Regions from separate parts of the Mus musculus genome. Here region 1 is linked to region 2. A link is a loop called in an ENCODE intact Hi-C map of the cell type or tissue named here. Cell type or tissue: left cerebral cortex. All regions are shown on one strand. Links, peaks and the distances in the headings refer to the core of each region. The heading gives the core; the rest is flanking DNA. Region 1 overlaps Tspan15 (tetraspanin 15). Region 2 overlaps Srgn (serglycin).

The links. A loop is a pair of places that touch in the nucleus more often than their neighbours do. Peaks named below come from ENCODE experiments on the same cell type or tissue, not always from the same donor. Only the 100,000 strongest peaks of a DNase experiment are listed, where the experiment ranks them.
Region 1: a loop joins it to region 2, with 5 times the contacts of the local background. A loop is called at or near these places in 4 of 42 quality-filtered maps.

Annotation. Positions count from the first base shown.
Region 1 is chr10:62,185,877-62,191,983 of GRCm38, reverse strand. Tspan15 (tetraspanin 15) reads left to right here. Exons shown (of 8, transcript NM_197996.2): 5 at 400-516; 6 at 2,123-2,170; 7 at 3,225-3,341; 8 at 3,822-6,107. The coding sequence ends at 3,971. Among named protein-coding and RNA genes, the nearest start is that of Mir7662, 5.3 kb to the left of the region's middle. In left cerebral cortex, for the core only: a CTCF peak has its summit at 4,918 (motif pointing left); a DNase peak (open chromatin) is centred at 4,917.
Region 2 is chr10:62,487,400-62,494,041 of GRCm38, reverse strand. It overlaps Srgn (serglycin), which reads left to right. Exons shown (of 3, transcript NM_011157.3): 3 at 1-209. Among named protein-coding and RNA genes, the nearest start is that of Vps26a, 3.9 kb to the right of the region's middle. In left cerebral cortex, for the core only: a CTCF peak has its summit at 5,540 (motif pointing right); a DNase peak (open chromatin) is centred at 5,557; H3K4me3 peaks cover 32 bases.

The sequences.
Region 1 (6,107 bases), core at 3,608-6,107, 300 kb after region 2:
GGGTGAAGCAGGGCTTCCACAGGCTCTGGTCTCTGAGGCTGTCTTCTCTAGCCAGTCCCCTGTCTCAGGGGGTTGAGTCTTGAGGAGAAGGTGCAGACCAGTTGCCAGGGACAGACATCCCTCCCAGAGTCTAGTCACCACCTGGTGTCCAACTGAAGTGTCCAGCCTTACTATGTAAGCTCTCCAGAGTGGAGAGCTCACCCCCTTCTTCATGGCCATGCCGCTCTTGATAGCTCTGACGTAATAAAGTATGGCCTCATGGGGCCCTGGTGCCCCCACTCTGGTACCTCCATCCCCACCTCCACCCCGGACATACACACCTCCTCAGCCACTGCTTCCCGCTGTATGACCCTGACCTTGGCAGTGATCACAGCTCTTCCTTGGTGCTTTTCCCCTCAGTTCAAGTGCTGTGGCGGGGAGGACTACAGAGACTGGAGCAAAAACCAGTACCATGACTGCAGCGCCCCCGGGCCCCTGGCCTGCGGGGTGCCCTACACCTGCTGCATCAGGAACACGGTAACTGCATGGGTGCTGGATGTGAGGGTCACCCAGTTTGCCAAACACTGCTCTCACTCTGCCCAAGTGGAGCAGGCAGTGGGAGTGGGTGGGACGTGGTGGCCGGGGCTGAGCTTGCCTTAGACCAGGGGCCCTAGCAATGGGAGATGAGTGGGCAGCTTCCTCTGGGAGTGTGTCAGTGAGCGTGTGCGTGTGTGGGCCTGGCCCAGGCGCTTTGGTTGTAGTTACTTGGTTCTTACAACAGCTTTGGAGGGTCTCAATTGGGGTAGTGTTGCTTTAGCCACTTAGGGGGACTTGCCCAAGGTTGGCAGGGCTCTTCCCAGCAACAGAGAGCCAGAGTGCCCGGCAGGTGCAGCAGGCTCTACCCAGTCACTGGAGGCAGAGTACAGTGCAGGTGCTGTGAGCACTGGCAGCAGAGCCCTGGGCAGCGGCATGCGGTAATGTAAATGCCAGCCTCCACTTTCCCCAGTGGGAGCCTCTCAGCTGTCACCTCCCAGTCATCTGGGATGCTGAGCTGTGAGGTCACCGCCTGTCAGCCCTGATGTGTGACAAGTATGTCAGGAACTGCCCAGTTTTGAGACTGGAGCAGAAAAGCCTGGCAATTACGACACACACGCGCACACACTCATAACACACACCACACACACACATCACACAAACATAACACACACACACCACACACACACATAACATAGCACACACACACCACACATACAACACACACACACACAACACACAACACAGCGCACACAACACAGCACACACACCATACATACACCATTCATATACATATTTACTCTCCTGGAAAGTCTCTTGTTGATGGTTTCAACAGCTGTGCCTACCACCCCAGCCTGTAACCATGAAAATGGGGTACACGTGGGTAGGGCCTCACCCAGAGTCTGGAACATCACCAAGTGAAGGTGCCCTGTGAGAGCTGGGGTCCTCTGCTGCTCCCCTCCCTTGTCACTGCAGGGACCCAGGCTGGATCCGGGCTGGGCCTGAGGTTCTACCTCTCCCCTGTGGCTGAGGTTGGGACCAAGCAGGGCCCACGCAGTGGTGGGCATTGTCCTGGGGCCTACCTGGGAAGGAATTTGATGGGGGCTAGAGCCCAGTCATTGCGTCTCCAGGGATAAAAGCTCTGGAGAGCGGCCCTTCTTTCAGAGAGGAACTTCTGTGGCTCTTTGATGGTGAAGCCAGCTTTGAAGGGGCAGGGGAGCGTGGCCAGTGACCCAACCTTGCCCTCAGGTAAACCACAGCTGGCAGGGGCCCAGTTGTGGTTTGAGCAGTTCCTCTCTGAGAGCCAGTAAAATGGGAACAGCATGGCTCAGCCACGGGGAGCCATGGGGGTGCCTCCGGCTAAGAGCTTAGACTGCTGCTGGTGGAGGGGTGACCCTCACATGAACCCCCAGGGAGGGGGCCTACCCATGGTTCTTCACTGGGGCATTTCCTGGAGGTGGTCACTAAGATACAGGCTGGAGCCTGATCCTGGTGGCAGGAGATCTCAGCTCCATCTGTACCCGCCAGACTGTATACCCAGCCCTTGGCTCTTCTGTGAGCCCTTCAGATTACAGCCTATAGAATCGTGACCGATGTGTTTCTGTTTCAGACAGATGTTGTCAACACCATGTGTGGCTACAAAACAATCGACAAGGAGGTAACAGCCTGGAAAACCTTTGTCCCCAGAAATGGTGCTCCCTTTGTTCCCAGATGGTGCTCCTCTTGTCCCCAGAAATGGTGCTCCCTTTGTTCCCAGATGGTGCTCCTCTTGTCCCCAGAAGTGGTGCTCCCTTTGTTCCCAGATGGTGCTCCCTTTGTCCTACTCCTCAGCTAATAGAGGGTTTCTAGCAGAGGGCTCCTGGCTACTCAGATTTCCCAGCTCTCCTTGGCTGTCACTCACAGAAGGACCCAGGGAGCCAGGGGAGGTCATCTGGCCAGGTTTGCTGAGTCCCTGCTCCAGGCAGGCTTAGCTGAGTGAGATATCGTGTCCAGGGCTCCTCCCATGCTGCCTGCCCAGCCCTGCAGTTTGTTGACAGCTCACACTGGTACTACCTGCCTGGGACTCAGGAATTCCTGGGGAAGAGAAAGTCCTTGGGTGGCTCCCAGCCTCGGCTTTCTGGACAAGTCTATGTAGCCCCGTTTGACCTGCAATTGCTATGTAGACTAGGCTGCCTCAAACTCACAGAGATTCCCCTGCCTCTGCCTCCTGAGTGAGCACTAGGATTAAAGGTGGGAATCACTGTGCCCAGTCTTTTTTCTTTCTTCTTTTAATAACCCAGTGGGTCCGATTAGTCCTACTCATGTGTTCAAGAGGGTAGCGCCATCCACAAATGGCGTTGTCTTTAATAATTTGTACATGGAACAAAGTTTCAAATGATGATGTTTTTAATAATTTGTACATGAAACAGTTTCATGGCAAGGGATTGTCCACTCGTGGGAGGAGAATGTAACATAGTAATTCTAGAAGCTTCACTGTACATTAAAACCATGTAGGGTTTCCCTCCACATATACCTGGAGTAGGCTTTTGGCTCAGGTAACAGTGCGCAGCCCTGGGTGGCATCTGGGAGGCATGCAGGCACACTCTGCCAGTTCCCAGCAGTTCTCACCACCAGAGCACTACCACAGTGTCCCCAGTGCCATCTCGGGAGCAGCACTAGAGAACCCAGGGCCACCTTCCCATGCCGCTGATCCTCTCCCTCCTCCCGCACAGCGCCTGAATGCACAGAACATCATTCACGTGCGGGGCTGCACCAACGCCGTGTTGATATGGTTCATGGACAACTATACCATCATGGCGGGCCTTTTACTGGGCATCCTGCTTCCTCAGGTGGGTAGTCCGTGGGTGCAGATGAAGCCAGGCTGAGTGTTGAAGGAGAAGGGTTCAGAGGCTCTGGGAGGGCTGGGGTCTGGAAGGAGAGCCAAACAGAGTAGTCTCAGTTGCTCTCTCTGCACTGGCTCTGCCTCCAGTCCGCCAGTGTGGTTGGTGCGACTGATAAGCACATCTGCTTAGTGGCGGTAGTGGAAATGGAGGATTCGAAGAGTGAAGTGACTTTCCCAAGGGTCCCCTGGATAAGGTGTGGCAGAGCTGGGATCGAGGCAGAAGACCAGCATAGAGGGGCCATGCTAATGTACAGGGGCAGGAAGTCTCCACGTTCCTGGGAAGGGTAGAGCAGGTCCAGCCTGGGGCTGCCTGGGCAGTGGGTGCTGGGGTGCCTTGATTTCCCCAGCCCAGTTCCCAGGGAGGGAACTGCCATGGAAGGATGCCCATGTGCCAGCAGGCTCTCACCGGCTCCCTCTCTGTCCTCAGTTTCTTGGTGTGCTGCTGACCCTACTGTACATCACCCGTGTGGAGGACATTATCTTGGAGCACTCTGTCACGGATGGATTGCTGGGACCTGGTGCCAAGTCCAGAACGGACACAGCAGGCACTGGATGCTGCCTGTGCTATCCCGATTAGCTATGCTGATTGAGCTATCCTGGCCCGGCACAGCAGCTCCCAGCCGGACTGTACTGCAAAGTGCATCTAAGACTACACAAGCTGGACAGGACCAGCTGCAGCTCCTCTGCCCACCCACGGCGCTGACCAAAGCCCAGGGTGTATGTACCTGCGTATAGTGTCTGATGGCCACTCCTCCTAGGGGAAAGCTGAACCCTGTGGGATCCCGGGAACAGGGATAGCCCAGCTCCGGTTCTGAGTCCTGGAGAAGGCAGCTCAGGGCTCCGTGTGGGCTCTTTTTCTTTCTGGCAGTGCCTTGGCCAGTGGTCATTATGCCCCTTCAAGGGCAGTTTTGCAGTGATTATTTTTAAAGGCAAGAAGGGAGTGTATCTGTTCTATAGGGAAGTCCTGGGTGCAGCCCTGGTACACTACTCTAGATGTGACGTTGGACTGTGTCTCAAATTCCCAGGTGCCTTGAGTCCTCTGTAAGGCTCCTGCTTTGCCCACCCATTTTCTACATATGTTTTTTTTCTTTTTTTTTTTAATAACCGTGTTTTGTATACAATTAACAAGAGTTTCTGGCTATTCAAAACTAGCCACCCCTGACCGAGTCCACTCACCCCTCCCCGTTAGTTCATTAATTGAACAATAAATATGTGTTTTGGGGGGTGGTCTTTTATTTGTGTTGTTTGGAAGTCTCTTGTCAGATTGAGAGAAGGCTGCCCCGGGGTGAAGATTGGTATAACTTGGGGCGCTGGGGTCAGGGAGAAAGAATGGACAGCATTCGTATTTCACACTCTATGGGAAACTAATAGTAAGACTTAAGAGTCCATGGTTACATGGAGAAGTAGCTGAGTCCAGGGCTCCTGTAGGAGAATGGTATCACAAGTCTACCCGTGTTATAGAAAGTAACCGAGGTAGGGCTCTGTAGGGACCCATGCCAAACAAAGCTTGGTGCTTGCCGCCCCCTGCTGGAGACATCCGGCCTTGCAGGAGCAGTCGGTCCAAGTGTCACCCCAACCCTACCTGGGTTTCTAGGTTTTTCTGTGAGAGTTTTAGACAGGGCAATAGATATAAAACAAGAATCTCAGACCCAGCTAAGCCTGGGTTAGGGAATTCCCCTCACCAGGGAAGCTTGTGTTCCATATGAGGAAGGGTGGAGGCGGGGCTTTAAAAAGAACACCATGACCATGAACACACCAGAGGCCAGACCTAAACATTCAGCATAGACAGAAACTCTTGGTGCTCACAGCTGTTTGTGGTCATCCCTGTAACCTCAGTTTTGTATGGAAACAGAGGCACAGTTAACCAACATGTTGAGGCATGGGACTGTGTATGAAGAACCTCTGCTTGAGTTGCGTCTGTGTATAGACAGACTCTCCCAGGTGTGCGAAACCAGGCATGGCTGGGACTGCTGCTCCCGTGCTCCCTAACTAATCCCCCTTTGGTTGTTGAGACGGGGTCTCACGTAGCCCAGGCTGGCCTCCAGCTCACTGTGTAGCTGAGGATATCCTTAAGCTCCTGATTCCTGGGCTGCTTTCTCGTGAATGCTGGGATCACGGTGAGTCCCACCACTCCCCGTTTATGGAATTTGGGGCCTGAAAGCTCTTTATCTCGTGGCTCCACTGAGCCCCTTTGATCAGGGCACAGGGCTGGGTGGTGAGCCTTCTGGCCCTGGCTCTAGCCATCCTCAGAATCCTGTAGTATAGCAGTATGGCTGGGGCACTCAGAGGGGATCAGAGGCTGGTGACTCTGTCATTCTCCCTCTCTCTGCCATCAGGGATGGGGGTTGGTGCCTACCCAGACCCGAGTTTCTATATGCCCTCTGAATGACAAAGCTGTCTCTTGCCTCTCAAGAAAAATAAAACCACAGAGCTTTGCCAGCCGGTCTCGGGGGTCACCTGCTATGGCACGTTTCTGTTACCCAATGCCAAGGGTACCATCTTGCCACCTTGTCTCTCAAGAATAGAGAATAACTTCAAGGGGTTGGAGAGATGGCTCAGTGGTTAAGAGCACTGACTGCTCTTCCAGAGGTCCTGAGTTCAATCCCTAGCAGCCACGTGGTGGCTCACAACCATCTGTAACAGGATCCGATGCCTTCTTCTGGTGCATCTGAAGACAGCGACAGTGTATTCATAAATAAAATAATTAAATATT
Region 2 (6,642 bases), core at 4,014-6,513:
ATGTTACTCCATTAAAGTGAACATATAACCAAAGGGGGGAGATGTCATCTGGAACTTCCTGTTCTAATCCAGGGAATAGTTACTTTGAAAAAATAATCAATCATATTATACATATTAATATATAATAATTTTATAATACAGTATATAATATTGGTGTAGGTGATATTTAATATAAATAATATAATAAAAAGTGTATGTAATTGATAACATACAATATGATATAAAATGTGTATATAAATACATGATATTGTAGGCTGGAGAGATGGCTCAGTGGTTAGGAACACTGGCTGTTTTTGTAGGCTGGAGAGATTGCTCAGTGGTTAGGAACACTGGCTGTTTTTGTAGGCTGGAGAGATTGCTCAGTGGTTAGGAACACTGGCTGTTTTTGTAGGCTGGAGAGATGGCTCAGTGGTTAGGAACACTGGCTGTTTTTGTAAGCTGGAGAGATTGCTCAGTGGTTAGGAACACTGGCTGTTTTGTAGAGAATCCAGGTTTACTTTTTGGAACTCACATGGCAGCTTGCAGCAGGAGATCTGCTGTCCCTTTCTAGCTATGGGACATAGCAGACATGCATATGATGCACACATAGAGGCAAAGACACACATACATAGAGGCAAAGACATTTGTACACATAAAATAATACATTTAAAAATCTTTGTAAAAAGCACATGGAAAATACCTCCCAAACTAAAGCAAGAGCCATCTCTGATTCTGTGCCCCCCTTCTTTTTTTTACAAAAACACGAAAGTTTATTATAATCATACCTTTCAGAAATAATTGTTGTTTACAGTTTCTGAGTTCTTTCAGTGCCTTATTTTTCCCCTCTTCCCTTCTCCCTCTTGCTCCAGCCCTTGCTCACTCTCCGGCCCAGCTCACTCCTCGCTCCATCCCACAGGTTTTTCTATTTGTTTCCCATTACAGATGGTTGTGAGCCACGATGTGGTTGCTGGGAATTGAACTCGTGACCTCGGGAAGAGCTGTCAGTGCTTTTAACCACTGAGCGATCTCACCAGCCCTCTGTGCCCTTAATAGGCAGAATACATCATCTAAGAATGGAAGAGCAGAAATAGACTTATTTGCATCGTATATAACTGAGAGACTTTGTGCTTTCCATTGCTGAAACTGTTTTCTCAGACTTATATGTTACTATAGTTAACTTTGTCAACTCCACGAAGCGTAAGAGTCATCTAAGAAGAAACCCTCCATTGAGAAATTGCCCAGATCAGATTGACCTGTGGGGGATTGCCTTGCTTGTTAATTGATATAGGACGTCCTAGCCCACTGTGGGTGTCACCATTACTAGGCAGGTGGTCTATAAGAAAGCTGACCTGTTGGGGCTGGCGAGATATCACAGTGGGCAAGAACACTGACTGCTCTTCCGAAGGTCCTGAATTCAAATCCCAGCAACCACATGGTGACTCACAACCACCCTTTAATGAGATCCGATGCCCTCTTCTGGTGTGTCTGAAGACAGTTACAGCGTACTTATGTATATATATATATATTTTTTTAAAGATTTATTTATTTATTTATTATATGTAAGTACACTGTAGCTGTCTTCAGACGCACCAGAAGAGGGCATCGGATCTCATTACGGGTGGTTGTGAGCCACCATGTGGTTGCTGGGATTTGAACTTCCCGGAAGAGCAGTCGGGTGCTCTTACCCACTGAGCCATCTCACCAGCCCTATTTTTTTTTTTAAAAGAAAGCTGACCTGTGAGAAAGCTGGCAGTCAGAAAGCCTTCATTTATACTTTCTACTTCAGACTCCTGCCAGGAGTTCCTGCTCTGACTTCTCTCAGTGATGGACTGTGTCTTAGTTAGGGTTTTACTGCTGTGAACAGACACCATGACCAAGGCAAGTCTTATAAAAAAACAACATTTAATTGGGGCTGGCTTACAGGTTCAGAGGTTCAGTCCATTATCATCAAGGTGGGAGCATAGCAGCATCCAGGCAGGCATGGTGCAGGAGGAGCTGAGAGTTCTATGTCTTCATCCAAAGGCTGCTAGTGGAAGACTGACTTCCAGGCAACTAGGGTGAGGATCTTATACCCACACCCACAGTGATACACCCATTCCAACCAGGCCACACCTATTCCAACAAGGCCACAACTTCAGATGGTGCCACTCCCTGATCCAAGAATGTACAAACCATCACAGACTGTGGCCCAGAATGGTGACTACTTCCTTCCCTCTTCGAAGTTGCTTCAGCCAGAATATTTTATTACAGCAACAGAAAGGAAGGTAGAACCAATGTTACGGCTCAATGGGGAGCTATTTCCACTAGGGTCCATTGTGAGAGTTCCACTGAACTTTAGGCGTGGCATTTTAAGCCATTTATGCCAAGGGATGAGAGCCCAAAATAGGACTCACCTTGAAGTAATGACGTTAATCACGAGACGGGGCTGCTGCACAGCTGAGAGAAAGGACATGTGACACTTGGGAGGCCTATGGAGGTTCCTCTTAATAGTTTTACTATGTTTAGCCAAGGATCAAAACAGGAATACTATTTATGACCATTCACTATTTAGCGGTGCAAACACAAATAACTATAATACATTTTTATTATGTGTTTTTCCCCAAAGCTGTGAGTTGCCATTCTCTCAGTGCATTGTCTTAGTATTTCAGTCACTGTTTATCAATATAGGGGTTGGAGAAATGGCTCAGTGGTTAAGGGCACTGACTGCTCTTCCAGAGATCCTGAGTTCAGATCCCATCAACCACATGGTGGCTCACAACCATCTGTAACTTCAAGATCTGATGCTCTCACACAGACATACATGCAGGCAAAACACCAATGCACATAAAATAAAGGTAGATAAATTTAAAAGGTATCCACATAGCTCTATCTTTTGCTAATCTGCCTTCTCCCCTCGTTAGCGTTGCTGTGTAGAACTGATGGTTCCTTAGGGCCCAATGGCTCATCAGTGACAGTGCTGCCTATAACTCTGTTACCTATTGCATGAGTCATAAATGGTTTACAGAAGCTGCAGTGTACCGAGTACCACAGGGAGAACCTAAGGTCCTTTGAAACTGGAGTTACAGACAGTTCTGAGACACCACGTGGATAGTGGAACCAAAGTTGGGTCCTTTGTGAGAGAAGCAAGTGCTCTTAACTGTTGAGCCATCCCTTTAGCCTCTGATATGAAATTTTTTATGGGGGAAATTGCCTCAGTGATTGATGTAAAATGCATCCTTTTGTTTTTTGTTTTTTGTTTTTTTTTTTTTTTGCTATTTGGATATTTGTGATTACTCGGTGTTTTGTTTTCACAAGGACAGAATACTAATTAAGAATAAGAGCTCTTGAGAATTGAAAATGTTAGCATACATTCTTTACTTATTGGGTTTTTTTTGGGGGGGGGAGGAGGAGGTGTTGGTTTCAAGACAGGGTTTCTCTGTGTTACAAGCCCTGGCTATCCTGGACTTGCTTTGTACACCAGGCTGACCTCAAACTCAGAGATCCACCTGCCTTAGCTTCTTGAGCACTGTGATTAAAGGCATGTGCCACCATGTCCAGCCTTATTATTTATTGCTACATAATTAATCACCTTAAAACTCTATGGCTTATCTGTATCTTTAATCCCAAGATTTGTCAGGTGAATCTGTGAATTCAAGATTAACACATTGCAGGACAGCCAAGGCTAGATAGTGAGATAACCCCCTCCAAAAACAAAACAAAACAAAACCCAGAACCAAACAAAAAAAAGCCAAACAAACCCAAAACCTTGGTGGCTTAAAGCAATAGATTTTTAGAATTTTTATAGTTTATGCAGGTCAGAAATTAAGTAGACTATCTGGAAATTCTATTTAGAAAGTCTTTTTGTTTGTTTGTTTGTTTTGTTTTGTTTTTTTGAGACATCGTTTTTCTGTGTAGCCCTGGCTGTCCTGTCCTGGAACTCACTCTGTAGACCAGGCTGGCCTTGAACTCAGAAATCTGCCTGCCTCTGCCTCCCGAGTGCTGAAATTAAAGGCATGGCTCACAACTGTTTGTAACTCCAATTCCAGGAGATCTGGCATCCTTACCCAGACACACGTTATGGCAAAACACTAACACACATAAAAATAAAATTTTAAAAGTACAGTTAGGATATTCACCAGAGCTAGAGTCATCTGAAGACTTGGTCAAGGATGAAAAAGAAAGTTTCCACATTGGTATTCGAAAATAGTTGGAAAGTTGGTACTCCCATCTGTTTTCAGAAGAGAGGGGAGATGTCCTCTCCATGGGGCTTTACACCATGGGAGTGGATGTTGTTAGAAGGGAATGGTCCAGGAGAAACCAAGTCAGGAGCAGCTTGAGGCAGCCACACCACGCTATTCTGTTGGTCACACAAACCGACTTTGATAGAATTCAAGGATAGATTACACAGGAGTTTGAACACTAAAAGAGAAAGCTCGAGGCTGGTGAGATGGCTCAGTGGTTAAGAGCACTGACTGCTCTTCTGAAGGTCATGAGTTCAAATCTCAGCAATCACATGGAGGCTCACAACCATCCATAACGAGATCTGATGCCCTCTTATGGAGTGTTTGAAGACAGCTACTTATGTATAATAATAAGTAAATCTTTAAAAAAAGAGAGAGAGAAAGCTCACGGAGAGCTATGCCAAACAATACACACACACACACACACACACACACACACACACACACACACACAAACTCATCATCATCATCATGAGAACTGGAACATGAGCAAACATGGTGGCTCATGATATAATTTTTGCATTCAGGGACTGAGGCAGGAGAATCAAGAGTCTAACGTCAGCCTGAGATATGTACTAAGACCATTTCTGGGACAAAAAGAAAAACAAGGACAGGTGAGATGGCTCATCAGATAAATGTGTTTGCTGACAGGCCTGAGGACCTGGGCTCAATTCCCAGAAGTGACATGTACAAATTCTGCTCTCCATGCACACCATGTAATATACACCTCCCAGAATAAAGAAACATGAAAAGGAAAAAGGAAAACAACAAGAGACAGATGGAAGACAGGAAAGAAAGTGAAAATCCATTTAGGATGCTCAATCTAGGATTTCAAGAAATTCCAGGAAGACAGCCGAGGATGTGGCTTAGTGGTAGGCTGGTTGATTGGGATCCATGAGGCTCTGGTTCAGTCCTCAGCTCCACAAAGGAAAAAAGAAACCCAGGTTAAAAAAGGTGTGTGTGTGTGTGTGTGTGTGTATGTGTGAGCCTAGAGCAAATCATCAAAGAAATTTAGGAAGACTGCAGGGTACACAGTCAATACAGGAAAGTTACACACATCACAACGAAGAACTGAAAAATGAAAAACTTAGTTTTATTTACAATAGTGTTAAAAAATACAGGCACTTAGAGATAAATTTAATAAAAATGTATAACACTGGAAATTAGAAACACTGGTGAAGAACACTAAAAAAAGGTAAAAATTAGAAAAATGCACAGTGCTCATGAATGGAAGACCCAGTATTGTTTTTATTTTACCTCCTTGAGTCTTTCTTTGGGTGCATGGAGGTTTTGCAGACCTTCTGTACAAAACCTGCATATGTGATGCTCATGGAGACCAGAAGAGGGCATCAGATCCCCCTGGTAAGGAGCCACTATTTGGATGCTGGGAATCAAATCTCATGCTTCTGAAGGGGTAGCCAGCAAGTGCTCTTGACTTAGCTCAGCCATCTCTCTAGCCCCAATCGATAGATTTTTGACAAGCATACCACACCACAGCAGTTTACAGGGGAAAGTATTTTGAGCAAATGGTGCTAGAACCAACAAACACAGTTAACCTTTCAGATCTTAGACTATGCGCAATTGTTTCTCTCTTTTGTTTCCTTGTAACAAGGTCTCACACTGTAGCCCAGGTCATTCAGGGGACTAACTGTGTAATCTCCAGGGGTCTTTTAATTCATGGCGATTCTTCTACTTCTTCTGTCTCCGGAGAGCTGGGATTACAGCTATGAACCTCTATACCTGACTTATCCTTCTTTATAGAGTGGGTGATGCTCCTTCATCCAAGCCATCTGCATCACAGGGTTTTAATCAATAGTATTTTGAGATCTAAACTCCCTTCTCTGTCCCCATACTATTTTACCCGTCTGTAAATATGACAGGTAATCTCCAATATTGGGAAGGCTGAAGGAGGACAGATGTGTTTCTTGACAGCCTGGGCTACATAGCATATTCCAGAGGAGCCTGGGACACCTAGTGAGACCCTGTCTCAACAATAAATATACACACAAACATCCATTCGTTCCAAAGCTCCCTGGCATAGCAATCTTTAAGATTTGTTTTCAGATAATATCATTTTAGGCAGATTTCTCCTGCATGCATGAAGGAAGTGCAGTGTTCCATCTGCAGCAATGCATAAAACCACCAGTGACTCCTGCAATTACAGCATTGGGAAGGCACTTTGGAGGTGCTCACTCTCCACTTGAGGCTAGCCTAGTCTACATGAGTACATGAGAACCCCTGTCTTACAAACAAAAGACTCATTTCCAGTATTTGAATTCTGTCGCGATTGGAGACCGAAGCCTCATTTTAACCTTTAAATATTTTAGACTTACAACTTGACACTCTACTCCCCAAGTTGAGTTTCGTTATGATAGGGCTGATGACACCCCTCCGCCCATAAATCTGAATGAAAGGTTCAGTTCCTAAGCCTTCGTAGTATTTC